Linked DNA regions of Homo sapiens: region 2 is linked to region 1. A link is an interaction called in ENCODE POLR2A ChIA-PET data of the cell type or tissue named here. Cell type or tissue: Panc1. All regions are shown on one strand. Links, peaks and the distances in the headings refer to the core of each region. The heading gives the core; the rest is flanking DNA. Region 1 has its middle 31 kb from the start of EZH2. Region 2 overlaps EZH2 (enhancer of zeste 2 polycomb repressive complex 2 subunit).

What was found. Peaks named below come from ENCODE experiments on the same cell type or tissue, not always from the same donor. Only the 100,000 strongest peaks of a DNase experiment are listed, where the experiment ranks them.
Region 2: POLR2A ChIA-PET joins it to region 1 with 6 read pairs; 3 of 35 experiments call an interaction of 5 or more read pairs at or near these places.

What each region holds. Positions count from the first base shown.
Region 1 is chr7:148,912,242-148,917,626 of GRCh38, forward strand. No RefSeq gene overlaps it. Among named protein-coding and RNA genes, the nearest start is that of EZH2, 31 kb to the left of the region's middle. In Panc1, for the core only: no CTCF peak of the experiment used is centred there; DNase peaks (open chromatin) are centred at 1,210, 2,220 and 4,288; H3K27ac peaks cover 774 bases.
Region 2 is chr7:148,829,029-148,834,413 of GRCh38, forward strand. EZH2 (enhancer of zeste 2 polycomb repressive complex 2 subunit) reads right to left here. Exons shown (of 20, transcript NM_004456.5): 4 at 3,606-3,722; 5 at 700-820. Among named protein-coding and RNA genes, the nearest start is that of EZH2, 53 kb to the right of the region's middle. In Panc1, for the core only: no CTCF peak of the experiment used is centred there; no DNase peak of the experiment used is centred there.

The DNA.
Region 1 (5,385 bases), core at 78-5,077:
CATGTGGCCGTCTTCTCCCTGTGTCCAAATTTCCCTCTTCTTATAATGACATCAGTCATACTGGATTAGCACCCCCACCCCCCAATGACTTCATCTTAATTTGATTACATCACAAAGACCCTATTTCCAAATAAGGTCCCCTTCACAGATACAGTAGTGGAGGTCAGGGCCTCAACATGTCGTTTTGGGGGATACAATTCAATCTATAATGAGAGATCATGGTATAATGAATTGTTGTCTCTCCATTTTGGAGAAGTTCATGATGTAACAGAAGAAGCCAGTACACTGGCTGACATTCCTCCAGTGCATACCTGGTCATGCCAGGGACACAAGCTGGATGTCTAAGGGTGCTTAAATCATAGCTGCCAGTCTATGATTTAAAAGTGCAGGTTACTGAAACATATTGCTCAGAAGTTTGCGTGACTTGGTTTTCATATAGAGTTGTGTGTTGTTTTTTTTTTATAAGGTGTTCTGTTCATTAATCTCTGTGTAATTTTTTTTTTAATTCAAGATCTTTACTCTAAACCTGTTCTCTATAAAGAGCAATGGCCGGGAGTCAGAGGATGTGTGTCTGTCCCTGACTAACTGCATGATCTCAGGCAAATCCAAGTCTCTCTCGGGATTAGCTTCGTTCATTCAGCACCTTTTTACTAGAATCCTGAAATACGTTTGAGGTGAAACGGGATTTAGGGGTTCATACAGCCCAGCCCCTAACTTTACAGATCAGGAAGCTGAGCCCTGGGGAAGTTAAGGGGCCTGCCTGGTCCTCAACCGGTTGTATTCTGATAGTATTCACCTGTAAAATGTGTTTGGAACACAGTTTCTCAAAGGTTCTTTCCAATTGTTAAACTGAATTTGATTCTTAAACTGTGGATCTGTATTTTACCCATTTCAAATTAAAAGAAAGATACTACATTCGATTCAGCTGAATGCATTTCTGAGGCTCAGAAATTATGACTGCAAAATCATGTCACCACAATTTCCTTTACTTTGATGCTTATGAATTAGGAAGCCAGTGAATAGAAAGTTTCATCAAACCATCAAAAGCTAAAATGATTTATTTCTGTACTTTCAGTGTTCATGACTTTGAAGGTTCTGTTTTTACTAATCTTAGCAATGTCTTCATACTTTTAAAAGCCCCCAAAATACCTGGTTATGGCAAAGTTGAGTCACAGGGCTCATGTGCAATAAAGCTCAGCCCTGGAAAGTGTACCCATGCCTGGTTTAATAGCAAAAGGTAATATGAGACTAACATACCAAAAAAGGGTGAGTGTTCACTCGTAAGTCATCTCCTGTGAAATAGGAAGAAATCTTAAATGTCGTTTGGATATGTGTTGGGGTTGTTTCTTTGAAACATACATCTGATTCGTTCTCCAATTATGCCTGGTCCCAGAGTCTAAGGCTTTAACAATCTGCAGGAACATTTATGTGAATGAATTGCTTTTAGAAATGAAAGGCACATTGTATAAGATATAAGATAGTGACATAAGCATGTGCGGGGTAAAAAGACATTTTTATAGTGTATCATGGGAAGTCTTGGATAACTGGGATTAACATGCAGGGTTTAAGACCGTTATGTTCTGCCATGGTAGCAAAACCTGATAATACGAATTAAAATGAACAATCGTAAAATGCAAACATGTTTGCCACATAATCAGGGCGTAAGATCAATCATGTTGGCTCTGCTTGTTGAGTATCTGTGTCAGGAGCCCACATGGAAACAGAAAGGAATGATTCTTTGTTCCTGGGCAGAGGAATAGCTTCTGCCACTCTGTTCCCAAATCTTTGTTAAATTATTTGTTGATGGTTCATCTCCTCGTCTAGGCTGTGAGTGTCTGTGGGAGAGAAACTGTCTTAATTCTCTTCATTATCAGGGCCTGCCTGCACCTTGTGTACTAAAGGTGGCCAAGAGCCATATCTCCAGGCCCTGCCTGGCAGCAGAAGCAGTGGCGGGACTGCGATGGGAGAGGTGGCTGCAATCCTGGGGGGCTTGAGACAGACAGATTCTGCCCCCAGAAAGCTACCGGTAGTTAACAGGTGTGTTCTGTAGCCATACCTCTCCCCACCCAGCCCTGTCTTCGGTGCAATGCCGTTCATGCCTCGGTGCTGTCCAGGGAAGCTCTGGCCTCAGTGGCTGCAAGTCCTCAGCTTCCCGCAGCCTCCCCCGCAGCACCTGCTGCGGACTCAGACAAACCAAGAGCACTGAGTTTTCGGAGATTGAGAGCATGACTCACACATTCCAATTATGACACAGAGGGAAGTATTCTCAAGAAAGAGAGCTAGGGAAGTAAAGACTTTATTGGGCCCCTGTTTGGGCACACTACCATGTGGCCCCCTCTGGTGCCACCTGCCAAGGGCCTTTCCCCGCTGATGGGAGGGTCTGCCCCTGGCCTTGCCCAGGCATTTCTGCACCTCCTCCACTGAGGCCAGCATTCCAGCTGGGCCCACAGCCACCCTTCACCCCTCTCCCAGTTCCTAGAACAGGAACACGCTGTTGTGGTTCCCTGCAGCAAGTCAGGTGCCAGGTGCATGGGCCCCACTGCTCCGGGTCTGGACAGGAAGGCAAGGACCAGCTGGACAGTTACTTTTTAAGGTGAAGGTGGAATTTGTTGGGTGACATCCCCCCAGTAGTTCCTGCCAATGCCTGAGCTGACTGCACTGTGGCTACCTTATAACTCAGACTAGAAGCTCCTTTGTGAATCGTCTTTTCCCCTCCTCCCTGATCATTTTTATTTAATACCCGTGAACAAATGGGAGCCTAGTTCTGCTTTTCTTTTTTTTTTTTTTCTTTTTTTTTTTGAGATGGAGTCTGGAGTGCAGTGGTGCAACCTTGGCTCATTACAACCTCCGCGTCCCGGGTTCAAGCAATTCTCCTGCCTCAGCCTCCCAAATGGCAGGGACTACAGGTGCCTGTCACCATGCCCCACTAATTTTTGTATTTTTAGTAGAGATGGGATTTCACCATGTTGGCCAGGCTGGTCTTGAACTCCTGACCTCAGGTGATCCACCCACCTCAGCCTCCCAAAGTGCTGGAATTACAGATGTGAGCCACCATGCCCAGCCTGCCACTGCTTTATATTAAGGGCATCTAGTAGGGGCCCAGTCAATATCAGTGAAACCAACGAAGCGATTCCTAACATTTGCATCACACTTTCCACTTTACAAAGCAGCTTCCTGGAATCGTCTCTGAAGAGTTAGGACCTGCCCTTCACTCAGGTACCTGGCAGTTCAAAGTTCCTGGTGAGCCCCACTCTTCGGAGAAGGAGGAGGAAATGTGAGGGGTGTTGCCTCGGGCTCCACTGCAGAAATAAAAAGACTGAGAAGAACGCTCTGGGGCTCTCAGTGACCTTTGACGGAGAGGTTCAACTATCAGGTGCCTCTGTGGGTTAGGCGCTCTCCATACCAAAAATCACACTTATCCTCGCACAGCCATAGGAAGAGGGCATTATCCCCACTCCACAGAGGGGAAAATGACAGTCTGAAGATATTAAATAGCTTTCCCAGCCTTGCTCAATGACTCACGCCTGTAATCCCAGCACTTTGGGAGGCTGAGGCGGGAGGATCATTTAAGGTCAGGAGTTCAAGACCTGCCTGGGCAACATAGTGAGACACCTCCCCCCACCATCTCCACCAAAAAAAATTTTTTTTTAATTAAAAACCAGGCCAGGTGCAGTGGCTCACGCTTATAATCCCAGTACTTTGGGAGGCTAAGGTGGGTGGGTCACCTGAGGTCAGGAGTTTGAGACCAGTCTGGCCATCATGATGAAATCCCATCTCTACTAAAAATACAAAAATTAGCGGGGCGTGGTGGCACACACCTGTAGTCCCAGCTACTTGGGAAGCTGAGGGAGGAGAATCACTTGAACCAGCGAGTTGGAGATTGCAGTGAGCCGAGATCATGCCACTACACTCCAGCCTGGGTGACAGAGCAAGACTTCGTCTCAAAAAAAAAAAAATCAAATTAAAAGATTTTTTAAAAATAGCTTTCCCAAGCTCACACAGCTAAGAAGTAACAAAGCTAGGCTTTAAGCCCCAGTCCTGCAGACTGCAGAGAATAATTTATGTTTCATTTGATTACATCACTAAGCTTCATTCCCTTGTGCTCATTCTTATTTTGTTTATCCAGAAGCCTTACAAAGTTAAAGGATTAGAGAATCCAGTTGTGTTTTGTCTGGCAACCTTACTGGGTCAGAGTTCAAGTATGTAAGGGCAGTCGTCTCAAAATGTGGTCTGTGGACCACAGTCCAAAAATGTTACCATTCTGCCAAGAGATAAATACAAAAAACTGAGATTAGCAATGTAGAAACTTTTAAGGCAGGATTCTTCAACCTTGGCACTACTGATTTGGGGCCCAATAATTCTTTGTTGTGGGGGCCGTCCTTTGCACTGTCAGATGCTTCTGAGCATCTCTGGCTTCTGCCCATGAGATGCTAGTAGCATCCCCCTCCCCAGGGGGGACAAGCAAAAACGTCTCTGCTATTGTCAAATGTCCTCAGAGGTGGAGGGGCAAAATCAAGAGCCCTCCCTGCCTCTTCCTGGTTGAGAACCACTAACCACTGGTTAAAAGCAATTTGACAGAGGAATGGTATGTCTGCTCCATCTAATAATTTTTAAATTGGACCTTGAATTTTGTATGTTTCTGTTGTTTTTTAATTTCATTTTACCAGTAATTCATTTTTATTGATTGTACTAAAGTATCAGTCTATAAGCCTTTGGAGAAATAAAAAGCAAAACAAAACTGGTCTTTCACCATTGATGGGTTTAGAAGCCCTGACGGAGGAAGAATACAACCAACATCTATGTGTAAGAAGGCCGCTGAGAGGAGACAGAAAATATCCAGCAGATTCTTTTGCTATCTTGTGGCTTGTGAACCTAAATATAATCTTTTTAAAAATATATAATCTTTTAACAATTTTTTTTAACATGTGGACCAAGCACATGGTACCAAATCGAAAAAGCACAGCCCAGCCAGGCACGGTACTTTATGCCTATAATCCCAGCACTTTGGGGGGCCAAGGCTGGTGGATAACCTGAGGTCAGGAGTTCGAGACCAGCCTGGCCAACATGGTGAAACCCCGTTGCTACTAAAAATACAAAAATTAGCCAAGAGTGGTGGCGCATGCCTGTAGTCCCAGCTACTCGGGAGGCTGAGGCAGGAGAATCACTTGAACTGGGGAGGCGGAGATTGCAGTGAGCCAAGATCGTGCCACTGCACTCCAGCCTGGGTGACAGAGTGAGACTCCATCTCAAAAGAAATAAAAAATAAAAATACAAAAATAAAAACACAAAAATTAGCCAGGCGTAGTGGCAGGCACCTATAATTCCAGCTCCTTGGGAGGCTGAGGCAGGAGAATTGCTTGAACTCTGCCCATTGCAGAGGTTGCA
Region 2 (5,385 bases), core at 33-5,032, 83 kb before region 1:
ATTTTCAGGACTGGTGTTAGGCAAAGGAAGCAAACTTATCTTTAATACCTGCTACTTTCTGTAGAATGGCCCCTCCCCAAAACTTTCTAGTAGAAAACTGAATCTTCTAGGAACTGATTGTGGCTTTGGCCTCCTCCCAAACAATGGATCTGTCCTTTAACTGATCATTTCAGACCCTGCTTTCTGCTGATAATGACAATGGATGATGATATTACAAATATTATCCTTTCAGACACTTTAACAGGGCCTCCTGGACACAAAAAACTGAAACCATGACTCTAAGGATTGAATTTCAGGTACTGTAGTCCCTAGAGGAGCGGTATTTTTTAGTAGTAGGGGCTGTTGGAGCCCCTATATGCCACAGAAGCAGAGCCCCAATCCTAATTAATTTTACTACTAAAGAATCTTAAAATCTACATACACTCAAGTTCTATTTAATTTACATGTTATTGCCATTATGTTATAACCAACTATGCATAATTATCAGGTGGCAAACATGATCCTCCTAACTAATTTTCCCAAAAATAGTTAGGGAAAATACTGAAAATCTTAGGCCTGGGCCCAGGTTCAGTCCCTTATAGTTCAGTGCAAAACTTAATTTTAATATTAAAATTTTTCTCATGCCCTATATGCTTCATAAACAAAAGTGTCTCTCAATTCTTTAGCCCCTTTTTCCAAGAGAAGAAGCATATGGCTCACCTCTATCCCCGTGTACTTTCCCATCATAATTTTTTATTAGTTCTTCAATGAAAGTACCATCCTGATCTAAAACTTCATCTCCCATATAAGGAATGTTATGTAAAACAGTTTCATCTTCCACCTAAAAGAAAAAAATATATTTAAAAAGCAGGTTTACTCTAAGTATCAAATGTGAAATAACTAAAATACAACCTTTTTTTCATGTGTACATGTCTTTACCCAGTTCTCCAGATTTAAAATACTAGTCAGAGAGCAAACTCTAAAATTTATCAAAAAATAAAAGACCCCTCTCACCAATAAGCATATCTGAGAAAACTGTTGACAGAAAAAAAATTTAATTCTAGAAAAAATAATGCACTTAGTCTGTCATCAATCATTAAAACTTACCACCATTATTGTACATACCTCTAAGAAAGAAAAAGATGCTCTAGATTATGAGAAGACATCGTCTGTTTTTCTGTTTTTGTTTTTTAATTGAGACGAGTGTCTCACTATGCTGCCCAGGCTGGTCTCGAACTCCTGAGCTCAAGTGATCCACCCGCCTTGGCTCCCAAAGTGCTGGGATAACAGGTGTCTGACACCATGAGCCACCATGCCCAGCCATCATCAGTTTTAACGCGCACTTTAGATGTTAATAGAGGATGATGAAATATGGTGTATCAAGATCAACTATAAAGACCCATACCAAAAAACTACCCTAAGACTCCCAAACTCCACTTGATGATCCAGTTATTAAAACAGCCATTAACTTGTAATAGTTTAAGGTAAAATGAAAAAAAAATGTAAGACATCCAATATAATAAAATTCTAGGGATACAGAGTATTGATAGTCCATTAAAGTTTATGCCAAAAGGATATGTACTTATATGTAAAATAAGAACATTCTACAAAAACATAAAATATTTCAATATTTAGATGAATGAGATGAATATCAAAGTTGACAGTGCTAGTAAAGATGATAGATGAGTTTTTATCAAGCTTTGGAAGACAACAGAGAAGAAAGAAGAATAGCCAATCAAACAAAAGTTAAGACAGAATAGAATAGTTAAGCATACAAGGTAAAGAAAGTTGACATTCATAGGAGGAAGAGCATTTTCAATGAAGAATAAAAATGACAGCAGTTATAGATAAAGACTGGACAGTTCTGAAGTACATGTTTAAAGAGACTAATTCCAAGTGAAGACAAGTCTAAGTCTTAAGAGGCCTTTGAAAAGAGTATTGGTTGAAAACAGAATTTTAGAAAGATAATTATAATAAGCAGAATGGACTGGCTATGCCTGACTGGGAGGACACAGAAGCTCTTTAAAGGGTGAGATGGCGTAGGCTCGGCCCAGCACTATGATCATGGCCCACAGGTAAGAACACGCTGGGAAAGGCCACACACAGGACTAGTAGCAGCCAGGGAATGTGGAAAAAATCTCAAATAATCCCTAGGTAACAAATTTAGGACAACTGGAGAGTTCATAAAGATAACAAGTACCGTAGACAGACAAGGAAAAGAAAAAGTGGGATAAAAGGAGCATATAATTAAAATGCAGGTTTTAATGTATTCATATATTCAAATTCAAGCTTATGTACACACTAGAGGCCTGTTTTCATCTCATTTCACTTGCACTAATCTCATTTAAACTAGGGGTTGATTTCTTTCTATCTAAGCCAAAATCAAGTGACACTTAGATATTTTGTCTTTTCAATCATATCCACATCATCCTGCTCTCCAAAACGTATCTTAGTTACAATAAAGATTGTGTGCCTAATCTGCTTTGGTCAGCAAAATCAGACAGGGTCTGGCTCTGTCACCCAGGCTAGACCAGCAAAATCCATGGGTGATTCATAAATTAATGACAAATTTAAATAATATATTCTTCCAGAATTTCAGTCTGTGAAAACATGAAACTTCCCTCAAGGTCATGCAATGTAATTCTCAAACTACACTCAAATTTATACAACTACAGAAGAGTAACTGAAGTTGAGACTCTACTGTACAAAGTATAAAAGTTACTAAAAACTTCCCCAAAGCAGGTTCACCAAGGACTTCTATCAACATTTTATTAGCCTTCCCACTTTATATATCAATTAAGTAATACAACTATATATTTTTTATTTAGCAATACAAGTCAAGAACACATGCTTCAGTTTCTCTTTAGCATTTTATTACAAAAGCTGCTGCGTCAGAGTTAGCAATGGAACTATGTTTCAGCTCATGTTTCACAAGCCCTATGAATTTTACACCATAATGTACATTATCACAATAAAATGCTACCTAAAGTTGTTTTAAATAATAAGTTCTCAATTAACAAAAACTCAAAGTCAGACTTAGATTACAGGACACTGACTTTTTTAAGGATAAGAACTATAAGCTTCATTCCTTTTGTTTTTTTCAGACAGGGTCTGGCTGTCACCCAAGCTAGAGTACAATGGCACAATCTCAGCTCACTACAACCTCCGCCTCCCTCAAGCCATCCTTCCACCTCAGCCTCCTGAGTAGCTTGGGACTACAGACATGCGCCACACCCAGCTAACTTTTGTTTTGAGGACACAGCGTTTTGCCATATTGCCCAGGTGGATCTCCAATTCCCAGACTCAAGTAATCCATCTGCCTCAGCCTCCCAAAGTGCTGGGATTACAGGCATGAGCCACAATGCCCAGCCCATCTTTTAAATATTTTTAATCCTAGGTATGGTTACTGCTTAACACTTTTCCTTTGGAGAGTATAGGAAAAGAGTAATACTGCACAGGCCTTAAAAAAACTACCTTAATCAATTTTTAAAAATTACTTCAAGTGTTATTTTGATAGCTTTTTAGAATTTATACTGTCTTGATTCACCTTGACAATAAAATTATCTATGCTTTTTTACTTCAAATAAGTTATTATCAAATAAGCAGAAGATATCTTATTTACATACCATAAAATTCTGCTGTAGGGGAGACCAAGAATACATTATGGGTACTGAAGCAACTGCATTCAGAGTCTTTAATGGGATGACTTGTGTTGGAAAATCCAAGTCACTGGTCACCGAACACTAAAACAGAAAAAATAAAATTGACTCTTAAGAATAAAAGGACAACCTTAAGCTGTAGCCATCATATTGTAAAGAGATGCTGCCTACCCAAATATTTAATTTTGAAAAAAAAGTCCTTACCTAGGACAGTAAAGTGGTCATATAAACCAAATAGGATTCTCTCTTTTCTTTTACTTAGGGTGCAAAAATGCTTCAAATTTTCCAAATTTTCAAAACCTCCAACCCTTCCCATACTTACCAATATCAGTAAGAATCAAAAACTGTACTTATATGAGATTCAGCGATCTGATTAACTCCTCCATGCTTTTCCTATACATTTATTTCCTAGCTCATCCTTCATTTCTCTTACATTCCAACCACACAGAATAGTAATATGTATACCAAATAAGCCACTTAAATCTTACTTAATAAGAATAAGAAAACTTGGGCCGGGCGCGGTGGCTCACGCCTGTAATCCCAGCACTTTGGGAGGCCGAGACGGGCGGATCACGAGGTCAGGAGATCGAGACCATCCTGGCTAACACGGTGAAACCCCGTCTCTACTAAAAATACAAAAATTAGCCAGGCATGGTGGCGCGCGCCTGTAGTCCCAGCTACACGGGAGGCTGAGGCAGGAGAATGGCGTGAACCCGGGAGGCGGAGCTTGCAGTGAGTCGAGATCGCGCCACTGCACTCCAGCCTGGGCGACAGAGCGAAACTCCGTCTCAAAAAAAAAAAAAATAAAATAAAATAAAATAAAAAGAATAAGAAAACTTGTTCAGTTAATCTTCCTTATCTTCCTTTTTTAAAATCTAAGTGTCAATTGCTGATATTATCAGATGATACATAAATATTAAGGGTAATGGGTTTGTGTTTCAATCACAACAAAGTAAATTTAAGTCTATTCTGCAAAACTGTAATCTCTGAATTAATAATATTAGCTGATTACTAAGTACTTTCTATGTGCTAGGCTATTTTAAACACATTACATGTCTTCTATTTAATCCTCATTACAACACTGTAAGATGGGTACTACTCTTAGCCCCCATTTTACAGGTGAGAAAACTATAGAAAAGAAAGGATAAGTAGCTTGCCCAAAGTTGCGCATGGTTCTCGGGCTAGAATGTAAACTCCAAAAGCCTGACTCTGGAGCCCCTGCTCTTCCCGCTCCTTATATTGCCATGATACCATATTGCTAAAATGTGTCAGTGCACATAGTCCCTTGAAACACCATATTTCATACAATCTATGATGACAGCGATTTCAAGGTACATCATTATCTTCTGTATCACTAAGAAAAAATGCTGCCAACTAAACAAAGGTATAATCCATTCTTATCACAGTGATTCTAAGATGCATGTTGTTTCCAATGTTAAAATGTGAAAAATTTTGCATCTTTGATTCTCTGAAATATGGTATAACTCTGTGCCTAAATAACCACAGCACTTTCCACCCTGTCTACGAATCCGAGATTCCTTAAAGAGTACTACTGCCCAGGTGTAAGTCCTCCAGAGCCTTCTCAAAAATATCCTAGACATACATTCATAATCCACAATCAATGAAAATAGAGCAAAAAAGAAGTGTAGTAAAATGAAACTGAAAAATCATTATATATATATATATACACACACACACACACACACACACACACACATATTAAATGTTTAAATTTTTTATTTAAAAT